Regions from separate parts of the Homo sapiens genome. Here regions 2 and 3 are each linked to region 1. Evidence: chromatin contacts called from ENCODE Hi-C or POLR2A ChIA-PET data. All regions are on one chromosome and are shown on one strand. The core of a region is the stretch at or near the end of the contact, and the rest is flanking DNA. Distances in the headings are between cores, read along the strand shown.

What was found. Hi-C counts contacts between places; a loop is a spot of excess contacts on that map. ChIA-PET counts read pairs that join two places held with the same protein, here RNA polymerase II (POLR2A). Pooled maps may share reads with other maps.
Region 2: a map of GM12878 shows a loop between it and region 1 (2.4-fold over the local background). The contact joins two enhancer-like sites. A Hi-C loop is called at or near these places in 3 of 168 maps with a recorded cell type or tissue (GM12878, body of pancreas and upper lobe of right lung), 3 of 37 single-sample maps with no recorded cell type and 7 of 50 pooled maps. POLR2A ChIA-PET finds 5 or more read pairs at or near these places in 10 of 52 experiments (A549, OCI-LY7, Panc1 and 5 more).
Region 3: a loop to region 1 is called in a map of OCI-LY7, with 7 times the contacts of the local background. The contact joins two enhancer-like sites. A Hi-C loop is called at or near these places in 25 of 168 maps with a recorded cell type or tissue (B cell, CD4-positive, alpha-beta T cell, CD4-positive, alpha-beta memory T cell and 19 more), 35 of 37 single-sample maps with no recorded cell type and 38 of 50 pooled maps. POLR2A ChIA-PET finds 5 or more read pairs at or near these places in 6 of 52 experiments (A549, OCI-LY7, Panc1 and 3 more).

The regions. Positions count from the first base shown.
Region 1 is chr17:4,299,915-4,303,047 of GRCh38, forward strand. All of the region lies in intron 2 of UBE2G1 (ubiquitin conjugating enzyme E2 G1), which reads right to left. It also overlaps the pseudogene MFSD1P1. Among named protein-coding and RNA genes, the nearest start is that of ANKFY1, 38 kb to the left of the region's middle. Within about 2 kb of position 1,382, at least 2 of the 41 ENCODE cell types and tissues checked have a DNase peak (open chromatin) inside an H3K27ac peak, as active enhancers do.
Region 2 is chr17:4,394,369-4,397,384 of GRCh38, forward strand. No RefSeq gene overlaps it. Among named protein-coding and RNA genes, the nearest start is that of UBE2G1, 29 kb to the left of the region's middle. RefSeq lists enhancers at 1,326-2,096, 1,680-1,759, 2,097-2,866. Within about 2 kb of position 1,748, at least 6 of the 41 ENCODE cell types and tissues checked have a DNase peak (open chromatin) inside an H3K27ac peak, as active enhancers do.
Region 3 is chr17:4,411,050-4,414,285 of GRCh38, forward strand. No RefSeq gene overlaps it. Among named protein-coding and RNA genes, the nearest start is that of SPNS3, 21 kb to the right of the region's middle. RefSeq lists an enhancer at 1,643-2,144. Within about 2 kb of position 1,987, at least 2 of the 41 ENCODE cell types and tissues checked have a DNase peak (open chromatin) inside an H3K27ac peak, as active enhancers do.

The sequences.
Region 1 (3,133 bases), core at 132-2,631:
CTCCCGGGTTGAAGAGATTCTCCTGCCTCAGCCTCCCAAGTACCTAGGATTACAAGCGCACACCACCACGTCCCGCTAATTTTTGTATCTTTAGTAGAGACGGGGTTTCACTATGTTGGCCAGGCTGGTCTTGAACTCCTGACCTTCTGAGCCACCGCACCTGGCCTACCTGCTTTTTTTTTTTGATGCTTAACTAACTAGTACCCAACTTGTGCGTGCAAACTTCTACCGAGCAGCCAAGTTAGCAAAGAGAAAGCCCAAAACCCATAGAGTAGAATAACACTGTAGACTACACATTAACATGTCACATATCCACTATTTTTCAAATATAGAAAGATGTGACTGTGGCCAGGCAAGGTGGCTCACGCCTGTAATCCCAGCACTTTGGGAGGCTGAGGCGGGCGGATCACTTGAGGTCAGGAGTTCGAAAACAACCTGACCAATATGGTGAAACGCCGTCTCTACTAAAAATGCAAAAATTAGCCAGGCGTGGTGGCAGGTGCCTGTAATCCCATCTACTCAGGAGGCTGAAGCAGGAGAATGGCTTGAGCCTGGGAGGCAGAGGTTGCAATGAGCCAAGATTGTGCCACTGCACTCCAGCCTGGGCCACAAAGCAAGACTCTGTCTCCAAAAATAATAATAATAAATAAATAAATAAAATAAAATTTAAAAAGGCACCAATTAATTCAAAATATCTTTCATTACATATTATCTTCATCACAGATGCTATAGTATAAGTACTATCATGATATTAAAAAGAGGTATGTAGGCCGGGCACGGTGGCTCACACCTGTAATCCCAGCACTTTGGGAGGCTGAGGCGGGTAGATCATGAGGTCAGGAGTTCAAGACCAGCATGGCCGAGATGGTGAAATCCCATCTCTACTAAAAACTACAAAAATTAGCCAGGCATGGTGACAGGTGCCCATAATCCCAGCTACTCAGGAAGCTGAGGTAGGAGAATCACTTGAACCCAGGCGGCGGAGGTTGCAGTGAGCAACAGAGTCAGACTCTGTTTTCAAACAAAAAAAAAAGAGAGAGAGAGATATGTAACCAGCAGTTTCACATTTGAAAGTGTTTAAAAACCCAGGCCTAGTTCAATTTTTTTCCATGAGGCCTCCATTACTGTTTTTGAGTTAAATTATAAAAATCTTACAAGGATCAAATCCTACCATACTGCCATATTTATTTTATGTAAATAATGTGCTGTATGCTGCCGTCTGCAATTTGCTCAACATTGTTCTATTAATCTATAGTCCTGTTGTAGCTGTCTCTTGTCCATTCATTCTATCCGCCACAGTTCACTATTATTCTATGATAGTCAGAATCACATAGTCATGTGATCACTGACTTGGCTGTGCTCCGTGGGCACTGCTTTTCTGCCAGGTCCTGGAGTTGTCACCCCTTTTGCCTCTCAGCCTCCCACGGGCGCAATGGAGGAGAAGGATGAGAAAGCATGGGTGCTGCTGGCCCTTCTGTGGCCTCCAGTCACCTGGCTATGACTTTTGATGCTGTTATTGATGTGTTTCCTTGGCTTCAGCAGCTATTTTTGCTATAATAATCCTGCTGCCCTTCAGACTCAGGATAAACGGAACAGGCAGGTGAACACCATGAAATTCATGCTGCTATATGCCTGGTATTCTTGGCCCAATGTAGTTTTGTGTTTCTTTGGTGGCTTTTTAAAAGACCGAGTATTTGGAATATGATGGGGCACAATTACTTTTAGCTGTTTTATTTGCACTGGACAGGTTGTTTTGTTCTGGGTGGAATATTTAATGTTTTTTGGCTGATGGAATTTGAAAGACTTGTGTTTGGATTGGTGGGGAGTGCTCAGCAGTTGCCCAGGACATATGCTGTCAGCTGGTTTAAAGACAAAGAATTAAACCTGGTGTCTGGACTCCAACAATTTAGCATGGCTAGAATTGGAAGTACGGTAAACATGAACTTCGTGAGTTGGCTGTATTCTAAGATTGAAGCTTCGTGGGGTTCTGCTGGTCACACAACCCCTGGGGTCACACTTAAGATTGGGGGTATAAAATGTATTCTTTCACTAATCTGTGCCTTCCTTGGCTCTTGCTTACTTAGATGCGAGAGCAGAGAGAATCCTTCATAAAGAACAACAACAACAAAAAAAGGGGGGGGAAGTTTTTACATTAACTGATGTAAAGGATTTCTCCTTACCCCTGTGGCTCATATTTATCATCTGTGTCTGCTATTGTGTTGCCATGTTCCCTTTTATTGGACTTGGGAAAGTTTTCTTTACAGACAAATTTGGATTTTCTTTCCAGGCAGCAAGTGCAATGAACAGTGTTGTATATGTCGTTATCAGCTCCCACACCCCAGTATTTGGGCTCCCAGTGGATGACACGGGGAAGAACAGCATCTGGGTTCTGCGTGTGGTTGCAGCCACTCTTGTGTCCCACATGATGCTGGCCTTTATGATGTGGAGCCCTTGGGTTGCTGTGTCTTCTGGGAATCTCCTATTCATCGCTTGCCTGTGCATTTTGGCCAACAGTGGCATCTGTAGTTCCTGAACATCAACTGGGAACTGCATATGGCTTCACGCACTCCATTCAGAATCTTGGGGTGGCCATCATTTCCATCACTGCTGGGATGGATGATACTGGACACTGGGGGATATTTGTTTTTAGAAGTTTTCTTCATTGCCTGTGATTCTATGTGACTTTTATCTGTGGTCTTACTCTATTTTGTGAATCATGCCCAGGGTGAGAACCTAAATTATTCCACAAGACAAAGGGAAGAAATAAAATTTTCCCATACTTAATAAGTTTAAATGACTGTGTCATGAGAATGGGCTTTTGCACATCACTGGTTTGAAAATCTCCATTTTTAAAAATTTAGAGTTTAGTCATGAGAAAAAAAATAATGGAATGGCAAGTTGTATTTATATCCAAATACACCTATTTCAAAGTGTATTTGTGAGAACTATTTTAGCCTGTGTCTTCTGTATTGTGTGTTGCTGAAGAATTCTACAAAAGGCCAACCAACAATGAAAGGTTTAGAAAACTGCTCTGGAACATCCAGGTGAACTTCAGAAAAGAACAGTGAAAACAGAAAAACACAGGAGCTTCTTTTGAGATTGTCTTCATTAAGTATGTGTCTAAGGGATACAG
Region 2 (3,016 bases), core at 498-2,997, 95 kb after region 1:
GTAGTCACATGTCCAACCCAGGATGTGAATGTGGCCAGTCTGGCCACAGCAAGTTAAACTACCTCTGGGGTGTGTCCTGCTCCTGGCTTCCTGTAATCTGGTTCCTTGGAGGCTAATTAACACAGAGCTAGCTTTGCTCCAGGTTTCCCACCTTGGTGTAGCTCCTTCCATGCTGTCTCTTGGCTCAGGGATGGATGGGTTGGGGAGCGGGCTCCTGACTGATGGAGGGGGTAGTATGTAGGCTGGAGGCTGGAGAGCTGGGTCCAGCTAAGCCTAGCCCCCATCCAGGCTTCCAGAGTGTGTTTGCTGCTGGCTTGAGATCAGCAGGTAGTGAACCAGGCCAGGAGGTCATTGCCCTCTCCAGGCCTTGGTATTCTAGATCCTTCTCCTCCTTTGGCCCATCTTCCTTCCTTCCTTCCTTCTTTCCTTCCTTCCTTCCTTCCTTCCTTCCTTCCTTCCTTCCTTCCTTCCTTCCTTCCTGCCTTCCTTCCTTCCTTCCTTTTTTCTTTCTTTCTCTCTCTCTGTCTCTCTCTCTCTCTCTTTCTCTTTCTTTCTTTCTTTCTTTCTTTGAGACAGAGTCTCACACTGACACCCAGGCTGGAGTGCAGTAGCGCAATCTCAGCTCACTGTAACCTCCGCCTCTCAGGTTCAAAGGATTCTCCTGCCTCAGCCTCCCTGGCCCATGTTTATTCCAGTGGCTCTTGCCCTCTCTCTCCCACAGTTGCCAATCCCAAATGAAGATATCTCTCAGGGGCAGCAAGAACCCCCATTCTAAGCACTTTAACCTCTTTTCTTAGGATAGCCAGATAAAATACAGTAACACTCAGTTACCAGCCTGGACAACACGGCGAAACCCCATCTGTACCAAAAATTTTTAAAAAAGCAACAAGTAGCTGGGAATGGTGGCTTGCACCTGTAGTCCTACCTACTTGGGAGGCTGAGGTGGGAGGATCACCTGACCCCAGGAGGTCGAGGCTGCAGTGAACCATGATTACACCACTGCACTCTAGCCTGGGTGACAGGGTAAAACCCTGTCTCAAAAAGAAAAAAAGAAAGAAAGAGAAAAAGGACACTTAGTTAAATTTAATTTCAGATAAGGAATTATTATTATTATTATTGTTATTAGAAACAGAGTCTCGCTCTGTTGCCCAGGCTGGAGTGCAGTGGCACGATTGAGGCTCACTGCAACCTCTGCCTCCCGGGTTCAAGCAATTCTCGTTCCTCAGCCTCCCAAGTAGGTGGCAGTACAGATGTGCAGCACCACACCGGTCAATTTTGGTATTTTTAGTAGAGATAGGATTTTGCCATGTTTGCCAGGCTGGTCTCGAACTCCTGGCCTCAGGTGATCTGCCCGCCTTGGGCTCCCAAAGTGCTGGGATTACAGGCGTGAGCCATCACGCCCGACTAATTTTTCAGTATAAGTATATTCCAAATACTGCATGGGATATAATTATACAACAAAATTTAGCTGCTTATTTGAAATTCAAATTTAACCGTGTGCATGTATTTTTATTTGCGAAATCTGGCAGCCTTGCCCGTTCTTCCGTAGCAGTTCCAGACAGCCACGGCCACCTGGTCCTGGTCCTCGGGAGTACCGACACAACTGCCACCCTAAAGGGCACCAGGAACTCTACCTCCATCAGCTCGCAGATGGTCACCGTGGCAGCTGTCTCTAAGGAGGGTGTTCACTCCTCTTCCACAGATGACAAAACTGAGACTCCAAGAAGCCAAGTGACTTGTGTAAGGACAAACGGTAACCAAGGCGCAGGGGAAGCAGCCAGCCTTTGCCAGTCTGACTCCAAAGTTCAAGTTCTATGTACACCCCAGGTAGCTTGGCAAACCACCCACTTCTCGAACAGGAAGGCCTCAACCCTGCCGTTCACAAAGGAGGAAAAAGACAGTGTGTGCAGGCCCCCAGGCACAGGACAGACAAGATTCGGTGCTAGAATATTCAAAGTGATTTTGAAACCCAGCGCCTCTTAGTAATAACAATACCAGTTTCGGTCATTTGCATAACTTTCTACCGTTAACAAAAGGTATCCCCAGCAGTTAATTACAATGACAAAGAAGGCACAAGGAGGCCGGGGCGGTGGTTCACGCCTGTAATCCCAGCACTTTGGGAGGCCGAGGCAAGTGGATCACCTGAGGTTAGGAGCTCAGCCTGGCCAACATGGTGAAACCCCATCTCTACTAAAAGTACAAAAAATTAGCCGGGTGTGGTGGCACATGCCTGTAATCTCAGCTACTCGGGAGCTGAGGCAGGAGAATCGCTGCAATCCGGGAGGCGGAGGTTGCAGTGAGCTGAGATCGCGCCACTGCACTCCAGCCTGGGCAACAAGAGCGAGACTCCGTCTCAAAAAACAAAACAAAACAAACAAACAAAAAAAGAAGGCAGATGGGAGAGAGAATGGTCTGTAGGATCCCTCTGCAGACCCTGGGACGTTTCCTGTGCTCCCACTGGACATGGCTGGGGTGGGTGGGTGGGTGCTGGGCAGATCCTTCTGGGCCAACTTCCAGGAGCTTCTAGATGAGGGTCCTGAAGTCACAGGCTCTGAGCGTGGGTCTGGGCAGCGCACAGAGGGCTTGGGTCCCAGTGGCCAGTTCCAGCTCTGCCTGCAGGACCCCAGTGTTGGCGAACATGCCATCGGTTACAGTTCCTGACACCACCTGCTGGACTGGATTCCAGGCGGTGTAAACCAGTCTCTGCTCTCAGGGAGGGTCTGAAAGACGACGGATCCTTTGAGGGAGGGAACTGGGAGCCCAGGCCCTCAAGATGGGTTAGGAGTAAACTGGAGGGGAGGGGCTTGGGACACCTGCCGGGGGAGTCCAGGGTGGGGTAAGACGCTGGAGAAAATATGATCAAAATGAGACTTATGTAAATCAAATCTCGTTTGGTTGCAGATCTTTTACTGCTGTTTTGATCTGCCATTGGCAGAGACTGCTGACTACTTGGGCTTTTGAGTTTTTCTTCCCCTTTTTACGTGCCATGTGGGGCAGGGGGCGGGAGGAGGTGGGG
Region 3 (3,236 bases), core at 737-3,236, 110 kb after region 1:
GGCTGAGGCAGGGAGAATCACTTGAACCTAGAAAGTTGCAGTGAGCTGAGTTTGCGCCATTGCACTCCAGCTTGGGTGACAGAGCCAGACTCTGTCTCAAAAAAAAAAAAAAAAAAAAAAAATATATATATGGCCTTTTCTGAGTGGCTTCTTTCACTTCACCTAATATTTTCAAGGTTCATTCAAATGGTAGCATGTTGCAGTACTTCATTCCTTTTTATGCCCATTCCATTGTGTGGATACATCAGAAGCACCTCAATTTGTTTATCTATTCTTCAGTTGGGCGTACGAGGTGCTTCCACTTTTTTTTTTTTTTTTTTTGAGATAGGATCTTGCTTTGTCACCCAGTGTCATAGCTCACTCACTGCAGCCTCAACAACCTCCTGGGCTCAAGGGATTCTCCCATATCAGTCTCCCGAGAAGCTGGGACTACAGGTGTGTACCACCATGGTCAGCTAATTTATTTTTATTTATTTTTGAGACAGGGTCTCACTCTGTCACCTGGCTGGAGTGCAGTAGTGTGATCATGGCTCACTGCAGTCTTGACCTCCTGGGCTCAAGCAATACTCCCATATCAGCCTCCTGAGTAGCTGGGATTACAGGCACCTGCCACCACACCTGGTTAATTTTTGTATTATTATTATTATTATTTTTGAGACAGAATCTCTCTGTGTTGCCCAGGCTGGAGTGCAGTGGCACGATCTCAGCTCATTGCACCCTCCGCCTCCCAGGTTCAAGCGATTCTCCTGCCTCAGCCTCCCGAGTAGCTGGGATTGCAGGCGTGCGCCACCATGCCCAGCTAATTTTTGTATTTTTTTAGTAGAGACGGGGTTTCACCATATTGGCCAGGCTGGTCTCTAACTCTTGACCTCGTGATCCACCCACCTTGGCCTCCCAAAGTGCTGGGATGACAGGCGTGAGCCACCGCGCCTGGCCTAACTGTTGTATTTTTAGTAGAGACAGGGTTTTGCCATGTTGCCCAGGCTGGTCTTGAACTCCAGACCTCAAGTGATCCACCCACCTCGGCCTCCCAAAGTGCTGGGATTACAGGCGTGAGCCACTGCGCCCGGCCAACTTTACCCATTTCCACCTTTGATGTGTGCAGTAAAATGCATTCTTGCTGGTGATTTGCGGTCTTGGGCTTCTGGGCCAAGCGGAGCTCTGCCTTGGACGCATGCGCAGCAGATGATGGCCCGTGTTTTTTGTACGTGTGTGTTTTGCATTAAGGAAGGAAAGTGATGACCTTCACGGGTCAGCATCTTTCCCTGAGTCTCCTCTCTTAAATGAATACTTGAGATCCCAAGTGGCTTATCATGAGTTTTCCTCTATATCAAGGGTCTGTGAACTCTGGCCTGCTGGAAGCATGGCTGATGGCCTGTTTTTTTTGTTTTTTTTTGGCCCCTGAACTAATAACGGTTTTCACATTTGTTTGTTTAAAAAAATACATTTCTGGCTGGGCGCGGTGCCTCACGCCTGTAATCCTAGCACTTTGGGAGGCCGAGGCGGGTGGATCACCTGAGGTCGGTAGTTTGAGACCAGCCTGACCAACATGGAGAAACCCCATCTCTACTAAAAATACAAAATTAACAGGGTGTAGTGGCAGGCACCTGTAATCCCAGCTACTTGGGAGGCTGAGGCAGGAGAATCACTTGAACCCGGGAGGAGGAGGTTGCGGTGAGCCAAGATCGCGCCATTGCAATCCAGCCTGGGCAACAACAGCGAAACATCGTCTCAAAAAAAAAAAAAAAAAAAAAAAAGAAAGAAAGAAAAGAAAAAAAGAAAAAAAAAAGATTGATTTCCCCACCTCCCCACCTCTTCCACGAGTTCCCCAAGCCCTGCAAGATGACTTCGATGGGATACAATTGTTTCCACCTCATCACAGCAGAATGATAATGCCTATAGCCTGTCAATGGCAAGTTCTCGAATGTGTGGGCACCAGGAACACACCCCGGAAGCCACATGTCCTTGCCCCAAGGGAAGGGCCCTGGAGAGCAGAAGAGAGGAGGAAAGTTGAGCCTCTTCCCCTTTTCCGTCCTCCTTCCTCCTGCCCTGATTCTGCCCACAGAGGAAGGGTCTGAGCTAGAGGAACCTGGACAGTGAATCCACACCCTATGGACAGATGAGAAGACCGAGGCCAGAGACAACGCAGGGTCCGGCCCCTGGTCCTATGCCTGATGCCTCTCACTGGAGACCCCTCCCCCACTTCAAGGTCGCCCCTAGAAGGCAAACGCTGAAGCCAAGTGTTCTTGGAGCGTCTCTTGGTGGACGCTTCGGCCCTGCCACGGAACGGCCCCTTAGTGAAGGTTCTCAGCTTAGACTTCAGCGCCACCTGGTGGCCACCGGGCATCAGACCTGGGACTTGCCTCGAGGGCTGCCAGAAACTTGAGTTTGTCCACTCACATCACTGCATCCCGTGGAGAAGTCCCAGTGCCGACCTGCTTGCTTGCTTGCTTGCTTGCTTGCTTGCTTGCTTGCTTGCTTTCTCTTTCCTTCTTCCTTCCTTCCTTCCTTTCCTTTCTTTTCTTTTTTCTTTCTCTTTTTCCCTCCCTCCCTCCCTTCCTCTCCTTCTCTCTCTCTGTCTCCCTCCCTCCCCCCTCCCTCCCTTCTCTCTCTCTCTGTTTTTCTCTCTCTCTGTCTCTCCTGCCTTCCCGCTTTCTTTCTTTCTTTCTTTTTTTTTGTTTTTGAGACGGAGTCTCGCTGACTCCCATGCTGGAGTGCAGTGGCGCGATCTCCGCTCACTGCAAGCTCTGCCTCCCGAGTAGCTGGGACTACAGGCGCCCGCCTCCACGCCCGGCTAATTTTTTGTATTTTTAGTGGAGACAGGGTTTCACTGTGTTAGCCAGGATGGTCTCAATCTCCTGACCTCGTGATCCGCCCGCCTCGGCCTCCCAAAGTGCTGGGATTACAGGCGTGAGCCACCGCGCCCGGCTTCTTTCTTTTTTTTTTTTGGAGTTTCACTCTGCCACCCAGGCTGGAGTGCAATGACACGATCTTGGCTCACTGTAACCTCTGCCTCCAGAGTTCAAGTGATTCTCCTGCCTCAGCCTCCCGAGTAACTGGGATTACAGGCGCCCATCACCACATCTGGCTAATGTGTGTGTGTGTGTGTATGTGTGTGTGTGTGTGTGTGTATGGAATTTCGCTCTTGTTGCCCAGGCTGGAGTGCAATGGCACGATCTCGCTCCCTGCAACCTCCGCTTCCTGGGTTCAAGCGATTCTCCTGCCTCAGCCTCCTG